Linked DNA regions of Homo sapiens: region 2 is linked to region 1. A link is an interaction called in ENCODE POLR2A ChIA-PET data of the cell type or tissue named here. Cell type or tissue: Caco-2. All regions are shown on one strand. Links, peaks and the distances in the headings refer to the core of each region. The heading gives the core; the rest is flanking DNA.

Region 1 (4,397 bases), core at 261-4,260:
AGTTTTTGCCTCACGTATTTTGATGCTCTTTTTTTTTTTTTGACAGAGTCTCACTCTGTCGCCCAGGCTGGAGTACAGTGGCATGATCTCGGCTCACTGCAAGCTCCGCCTCCCAGGTTCACACCATTCTCCTGCCTCAGCCTCCCTGGTAGCTGGGACTACAGGCACCTGCCACCACGTCCGGCTAGTTTTTTGTATTTTTAGTAGAGATCGGGTTTCACCACGTTAGCCAGGATGGTCTCGATCTTCTGAACTTGTGACCTGCCTGCCTCAGCCTCCCAAAGTGCTGGGATTACGGGTGTGAGCCACCGCGCCTGGCCTTTGATGCCCTTTTGTTAGGTGCAGTGACGTTAAGGATTGTTATAATTTCTTAGAGAGTTGACTCCTTTATCATTTTGTAATGTCTCTTCTTCATCTCTGATAACTTTCCTTGCTCTGGAGTCTGCTCTGTCTGAAATTAATTTAGCTACTCCCACCTTCTTTTGATTGATGTTAGCATGGTGTATGTTTTTCCATCCCTTTAGTTTTAATCTATATGTGTCTTTATACTTAAAAAGAGTTTCTTGTACATAACTTATAGTTGAGTCTTGTTTTTCTCACTCTGATAATCTCTGTCTTTTAATTGATATATTCAGACCATTAATGTTTGATGTGATTATTGATATAGTTGGGTTAATATCTACCATATTTGTTACTGTTTTCCGTTTATTGCCATTATTCTTTGTTCCTATATTTGTCTTCCACTCTTTTCCTTCTTTTTGTGGTTTTAATTGAACATTTTATAATTCTGTTTTCTTTCTTTTTAAAACAATGTCAGACAATTGACTTTGTGGACTTGGGGGAAAGAGTGGGAGGGGGGTGAGGGATAAAAGTCTACAAATAGGGTGCAGTGTATAGTGCTTGGGTGACGGGTGCACCAAAATCTCACAAATCACCACTAAAGGACTTACTCATGTAACCAAACACGAATAACCTATGGAAAAAAAAAGAATATGTTATACTTCTTTTTTTAAACTTATTTCTTCTTTTACATTTTTAAGTTGTTATCCTAGAGTTTTCCATATACATTTACAACTAATCCAATTCTCTTTCAAATGTCATGATACCACTTTATGAGAATTACAAATACTTTATAACAAAATTATCCCAATTCCTTCCTCCCATTCCTTGTGACATTGCTGTCATTTGTTTCACTTATACATAATCAAATCCATTATTACTGTTATTATTTAGAGCAAACTGTTATCTGTTCGATCAATTAAGACTAAGAAAAATAAAAGTTTTGTTTTGCTTTTACTTATTTCCTCTCTAATATTCTTCCTTTCTTTATGTAGATCCAAATTTCCGAATTATATTATTGTCCTTCTCTTTAAAGAACTTCTTTAAACATTTCTTGTAAGGCAGGTCTACTGACAATAGAGTCCCTCCATTTTTAAATTGCTTTTCAGGTTTTGTATCTCCATCATAAAATCATGAAATTTTTTTTTTTTTTTGAGACAAAGTCTTGCTGTGTCACCCAGGCTGGAATGCAGTGGCACAATCTCAGCTCACTGCAACCTCTGCCTCCTGGGTTCAAGCGATTCTCATGCCTCAGTCACTCGAGTAGCTGGGATTACAGGCATGCGTCACCATGCCTGGCTAATTTTTGTACTTTCAGTAAAGAGGGGGTTTTGCCATATGGCCCAGGCTGGTCTTGAACTCCTGGCCTCAAATGATCTGCCTGCCTTGGCCTCCCAAAGTGCTGGGATTATAGGCATGAGCCACCATACCTGGCCTGGATAAAGTCTTTATTTTTCTTTCACTTTTGAAAGATAATTTCATCAGGTACAGAATTCTAGGTTCTTTCTCTCAACGCCACCTAATAAAGGTGCCTCCTGCCCCCCACCCCACTTTGGCTTCTTTTAGAATTTATTCTTTGTCTTTGATTGTCTGTAGTTTGAATATGATATGCCTAGGTGTTTTTTTTTTTTTTTTTTTTTTTTGGCATTTATCCTGCTTGGTATTCTTTGAGTTTTCTGGATCTGTGGTTTGTTATCTGACTTTAATTTTGGGGAAAGTTATCAATTATTCTTGTTTTAAATATTTCTTCTGTTCCTTTCTTACTCCTCCTTCCTATATTCCCACTATGTGTATTTACACCTTTTGTAGTTGTCACATCGTTCCATTCTATTTTTTTTTTTTTTTGTATTTTTTCTCCATGCTTTTCAGTTTGGGAGATTTTTATTGTGCTATTCTCAGGCTCAGAGCATCTTTCCTCATCTGTATCCTGTCTACTAATAAGCCCATCAAAGGCGCTCTATATCTGTCACAGTGTTTTTGATATCTAGCATTTCTTTATTGCTTTTTCTTAGAATTTTCATCAGTCTGTTCACATTGCCCATCTGTTCTTGTATGCTGTCTACTTCACTAATTAGAGCCCTTAGAATATTAACTGTATTTGTTTTAGATTCCCAGTCTGATCATTTCAACATCCTTGCCATACTCGAGTGTGGTTCTGTCTCTTCAAACTGTGTTGTCTTTTAATATGCCTTGTAATTTTCTCTTGATAGCTAGATGTGGTGTGGTATATATAGGGAACTTCTGTATATAGGCCTTTGTTAATATGGTAAGTTGTGGAGAAGGGAAGCATTCTATAGTCCTATAATAGGTCTCAATCTTTATTGCCTGGGCCTCTGGACTTGACAAATACCTCTCAATTCCTCTCTCTCCCTCTTAAATGGCACAGAATTGCTAGAGTAGGCTTGAGCTGGGCATTTTTCATCTTCCATATCAAAGGTTAGAGTTGCTGGAGTTGAGTATTTCTCTTCCCATAAGTCAGTTAGGGTCTAATCAAACCCCAAAAGATTAGACTCTGGTTAATAGTTTCTCCTGAGAACACATCTAAGAAGAGAATATTCTGGCATGTTTAAAAATGGTTCATTTTCCCCTCACCTTTCTGAAAGTGGGAGAGAAATTTTCTCTAATATTCACTTTGAGAATCAGGTCAAGCTATTGGTCGCAAAAGTGTGCCCCCCCCCGCCACCCCACTGCTTGGTGCCCCCTGGGATTTTAAACTCTCAGACTTGTCCACATTAAGCAACCAGTTCAGGCATTTTTATCTTGGCACTGGTTCCTTTGGTGGTTTTTGCTTATGGTTTTCTGCTCTGGTAAGTTGTGATTCTTTGTTTTTCCCTGTCTGTCTTTTCAATTTTGGGGGAAGCAATTTGCCCTGTGACCTCACTTCTGTTAAAGAAGTCTAAGAAAAGTTGTTGATTTTTTTAGTTTGTTTAGTTTTTAACTTATTGTTAGGGGAGAGTGGTTACTTCCAAGTTTCTTACAGGCCAGACCAGAAATTGGAAGCCCATACCATTGATTTTGGTATATTGGTCTTACATTTTTTCACTTTGCTGAACTCATTTATTAGTTCTAATTCATGGGGTGTGTGTGTGTGTGTGTGTGTGTGTGTGTGTCTGTGTGTGTGTGTGTCTGTGTGTTACTTAGCATTTTCAATATACAAGACCATCTGTATAGTTTTACTTTTCCCTGTTCAATCTGGATGTCTTTATTTCTTTTTCTTGCCAAATTGTCCTGGCTAGAATTTATACAACAATGTTGAACAGAAGTTATGAAAGTAGCTGTTCGTATTCTGTTCCTGATCTTCCCTTAGGGAGAAAGCATTCAGTCTTTCATCTTTAAATATGATGTTAGCTGTGAGTTTCTTGTAGATGTGACTTAGTAGGTTGAGGAAGTTTCCTTTCTATTTCTAGTTTGTTGAGTGTTTTCTTTTTATTATGAAAAGTGTTGGGCTTTCTCAATGCTTTGTCTCTGTCTATAAGGATAATCATGTGGTTTTGTTCTTCATCCTATTAATACAATGTTGCATTAATTGATTTTTAGATGTCAAGCCAACCTTGTCTTCCTGAGATACATTTCACTCTGCTATGGCTTATAATTCTTTTTATATGTTGCTGGATGTGATTTGTTTGCATTTTGTTGAGGATTTTTGCATCAATATTCATAATGGATATTGGTCTATAGTTTTCTTGTGATGATTTTGGTATCAGAGTAAAACTGGCCTTGTAGGATGAATTTGAAAATATTTCCTCTGCTTTAGTTTTTATTTTTAAAATGTACTTTATTTTATTATTTTATAGAGATGGGTCTTTCTCTGTCACCCAGGCTGGAGTACAGTGGTGTGATCATAGATCACTGTAACCTCAAACTCTGGGGCTCAAGAGATCCTCCTGCTCAGCCACCCAAATAGCTAGGATCACAGGCATGCAATGCTATGCCTGGCTAATTACAAAAAAATTATTTTTGTAGAGGCAGGGTCTTGCTATGTTGCCCAGGCTGGTCTTGAACTCCTGACCTCAACTGATCTTCCCCAACCTTGAATCCTTTCCAATTTTTATATTAAT
Region 2 (4,397 bases), core at 260-4,259, 94 kb after region 1:
TCAATCCTCCCATCTCAGCCTCCTAAGTTACTGGGACTACTGGTGTGCACCACCATGCCAGGCTAATTTTTTATTTTTTGTAGAGACAGGGCCTCGCCATGTTGCCCAAGCTGATTTTGAACTCCTGAGATCAAGCAATCCTCCCGCCTCAGCCTCCCAAAGTGCTGGGATTACAGGTAGGAGCCACCATGCCCAGCCAAGAGTTGCTCTTTTATGGATTCCAAGCTGTACAGGATGAGAGACATGATAGGAATGTCCTCAAATGCCTTGACTGCGGCACAAGCCAGTTTAGTTTTAGAGTCCCTGAAAACCCTAGGGGTGGATTATTTAGCCTCAGAAGAGGCAAGGCTTCCCCACATGCTCAGAATGGTGATGGGAGCTCCCAGGCTACAGAAAGATGATGGAGGTACTAACTTCTCTCATCTGTCATGGGTTTGAAATGCTCTCCCTCATGTAGAATCTCACACAATGCTCATACAGCCTGTTGATTTATGCCATTCAGGGATAATGACCATCAGGCTGTGAGACCTCAACAGCAGTTAATGCCCAAAGTAAGGAAAAGGAGATTTGGGGCCAGGAGACAAAGCTGGGTGTACCCACAATTTTGCTGAGGCTTCACCATAAGCACATTCATCCAAGACATCTCAGCATAGCATACGGGATAAACACAGGGACTGGGTCTGACCTGCATTTAAAACCTGGATCTACCACTTTCCATGAGCAAATTCTTGGCTCTTTGAGGTTCATTTTTCTCATGGGTATAAAATGGGGCTTTCAGGGATAAAGCAATGCATCATTTATAGTTCCTAGCTAATGGTAGGTGTAAAATTAAAGATTTATCTTCTGATTTCTCAAAGAACTAAAAATAGAACTACCATTCAACTTGGCAATTCCATTGCTGGGTAAATACCAAAAGGAAAATAAATCGCTCTACCAAAAAGACACTTGCAGTTGTATGTTCACCGCAGCACTATTCATAATAGCAAACATGTGAAGTCAACCTAAGTGCCCGTCAGTGGTGAATTAGATAAAGAAAATGTGGCACATATACACAATGGAATATTATGCAACCACAGAAAAAAATAAAATCATGTCCTTTGCAGCAACATGGATGCAGCTGGAGGTCATTATCCTAAGTAAATTAATTCAGAAACAGAAAAATGAAATATCATATGTTCTCACTTATAAGTGGGAGCTAAATCTTGGGTACATACGGACATAAAGATGGGAACCATAGACACTGGGGACTCCAAAAGAAGAGGGGGAGGGAGAGAGCAAGGGCTGGAAAACTTCCTATTGGGTACTATGTTTGCTATCTGGCTGATGGGATCAATAGAAGCCTAAATCTCAGCATCACACAATATACCCTTGTAACAAACCTGCACATGTACCTCCTGAATGTAAAATAGAAATGGAAATTGGGCAGGTGTGATGGCTCATGCCTGTAATCCCAGCATTTTGGGAGGCCAAGGTGGGTGGATCACCTGAGGCGGGGAGTTCGAGACCAGCCTGGCCAACATGGTGAAACCCCATCTCTACTAAAAATACAAAAATTAGCCAGGTGTGGTGGCAGGTGCCTGTAGTCCCAGCTATTTGGGAGGCTGAGGTGGAAGAATTGCTTGAACCTGGAGGCAGAGGTTGCAGTAAGCCAAGATTGCGCCACTGTACTCCATCCTGGGCGACAGAGTGAGACTCTGTCTCAAAAAAGAAAAAAAAGGAAATTAAAAAAAATTCTCTCCCCTTGCTATCCAGATACTACTTATTTATGAGGCCCTGAGAAGCTGCCTAAATGTTACCCTGGATTATTCACCAAAGGTCTCTGCCTACCTATAAGGTGGCTTGGGAGGAAGTATCTGCAGCTAATGCCTTCTAAACAAACATTTTCTGCCTTTTGTGTTTCCCGCTCATTGGCCTCGCCCAGGGCATGGGGAGATCTATGTGGGGTTTAATGAATGATTGCACTTTACAGGATTTAGCTCACACTATAAATAGGACCTACATTTCAGTGGTGGGATTTATAAACTGCGGGTGGTAGGCTGCAGGAGGATTGGCATGACTGTAGGATTTGTCTAAAACACCAAGTGAGTGAGTGAGTAAAAATAGCCACCAAGGAACCTGTCTGGCCCAGGACACATTAATCAGTTTGCTGGAGCCTTGTCCGGCATTGCCCCAGGGGCTGGGCAGGAGCTGACTTGAGTGGAGCCTTTTAGGATCAGGAAGTGACCTGGTGCCAGGCGGGGAAATGACATTCCTCAGCAATCAGCTGTCCTGGTCCTGGGTGGGCAAGGAAGTAAGGCGTTTTTCTCCATGGAGGCTATTGGCCCAATACCATCTCTAAAGCCAAAAGCTAAACATGATCAAATATGGCTGGATGTGGAGTGAAGTTCTAAATTTTAAAAAATCTTATGAGAAGAAAATAAAGCTCAGTAATTTCATCCCACAGGTTAGAACCAGGCTCCTGGAGGTGCGCCAAACCCCAGGTCTTATTCTTTCCCCAGTGTGGAGGGACTTTGGGGAGTTGTCATCCCCCCAGGGAGGTCCCAGTTTGGACATGGGAACAGGAGGTGTCTTAGTCCTTTCCTGCTGCTATAACAAAATACCTTAGATAGGATAATTTATAAACAATAGAAATTTATTTTTCATAGTTCTGGAGGCTGGGAAGTCCAAGATCAAGGTGCTGGCAGGCTTGGTGTCTGGTAAGGGAGGGTTGCTCTCTTTGCTCCCAAGATAGTGCCTTGTTACCGCGTCCTCACGTAGCAGAAGGTGGAAGCTGGAGGCAACTCTCTCAAGCCTCTTTTGTAAGGGCATTAATCCCGTTCCATGAGGGTGGAGCCCTTATAATCAGTCACTTCCCAGAAGCCTCCTCCTAATACCATCACCTTGGTGATTAGGTTTTAACCTATGAATTTTGGAGGGACACATACATTCAAATCATTGCAGGTGGTTTGGAGAAAGGTGATACGGAGCCCATCCCTGCCCACACGAGGTGCTCACAGCTATTCCAACCACACTTGGGGCTGTTCATTGAGCCAGGACTGGAAGGAGATGATGGTTTGGACCCTGTGAGCCCAACTTCTGCTGTCCACAGCAGGCAGGAAAAGAGAGACTATTACCAAATCATGGAAGATAGGATATTGGACAAGCAGCCCCAGAGAGATGGGCTGAAACAGGCCACTCAGCAATTCCTTGCTAAGACTTACAGATAGCCACGTACTGGTGGCTGTTCCAGATATCTTCTCTCTTATTCAGCCCATTCAGGGCTATACCACCTTGAAAAAGTCATTCCTCTGGAGCCAGGCAGAGTGGGGCCAAAAGGAGTGGTAACTCTACCAGGAAAACTTTGCATGCATAAGTTGACCAGTAGTCTCCTTGTAAAGGAAATGGAATCCAAGATGGCATGGTTTTGAATGGTGTGGTATGATGAGGGATATTAGTAGATGCAGAAATATCTGGAATACAATGCCTGACTCATCGTTGGCACTCCATGAATGTTGGTTGAATATGCATTGCAATTTGTGTAATGAAGGGCTTTCTATCTTTCTTTTTTTCTCGTTTTCTATTCTTGGTCTGTTCACATGAAATATTTAACTTGGATCTCTAGTCTAAAATTAAAAGCTCAGGTTAGAACAAGTTTGCAGAAATGAATCACATGCACTCAAGCAGTTCTTGCTTAGAATGGTTGACCACAGAAAGAAATCACCACTCATGAACATGATTCAAGGTCACAATAAATTGTTTTTCTTTGTTTCTGTCCCATTGATGATGGCCCTTGTTTCTAGGGAAAGGACTACCCTGGGGTTTCCCACCAACTGTGGCTTTTTATTCCTCCCTAGTCACTCATATTTATGAATCCCAAATTCCAGGCATCACCAAATAATTGTCTTTGTCACTTTATACTGCATGCTGTGGTTTGACTATTTGTCTCTTCCAAAAGTCATGTTGAAATCTAATTGCCATTATAACAGTATTAAGAGGTATTAAGAGACCTTTGAGCGGTGATTAGTCTGCCTTCATGGGTGGAATTAATGCCATTATAAAAGGGGGAGTTTGGTCCCCTTTTGTCGCTTTGCCCTTCTGCCTTCCACCATCTGATGATGCAGCAAGAAGGCCCTTGCAAGATGCCTGTGCCTTGATTGTAACCTCCCCGCCACCAGAACTCTGAAATAATAGATTTCTGTTCCTTACAAATTACCTGGTCTTCAGTGTTCTGTAACAGCAGCACAAAATGGACTGAGATGTTGCACATGGCTTTATAACCTGATGATTTTTCCTGAAATCAAGTGTTTCCAAGAAGTCTTGAACAGGGAGAAATGGTTGTGGGGAGGAGAGAATGAGGCAGTGGCTGGGAGACCCATGTCACACTCAATAGATCATCTCTATTTTCCTTGGTTGTAGGA

The links. Peaks named below come from ENCODE experiments on the same cell type or tissue, not always from the same donor. Only the 100,000 strongest peaks of a DNase experiment are listed, where the experiment ranks them.
Region 2: POLR2A ChIA-PET joins it to region 1 with 7 read pairs; 2 of 35 experiments call an interaction of 5 or more read pairs at or near these places.

The regions. Positions count from the first base shown.
Region 1 is chr20:4,346,698-4,351,094 of GRCh38, forward strand. No RefSeq gene overlaps it. Among named protein-coding and RNA genes, the nearest start is that of ADRA1D, 100 kb to the left of the region's middle. In Caco-2, for the core only: no CTCF peak of the experiment used is centred there; no DNase peak of the experiment used is centred there.
Region 2 is chr20:4,441,094-4,445,490 of GRCh38, forward strand. No RefSeq gene overlaps it. Among named protein-coding and RNA genes, the nearest start is that of ADRA1D, 190 kb to the left of the region's middle. In Caco-2, for the core only: no CTCF peak of the experiment used is centred there; a DNase peak (open chromatin) is centred at 2,178.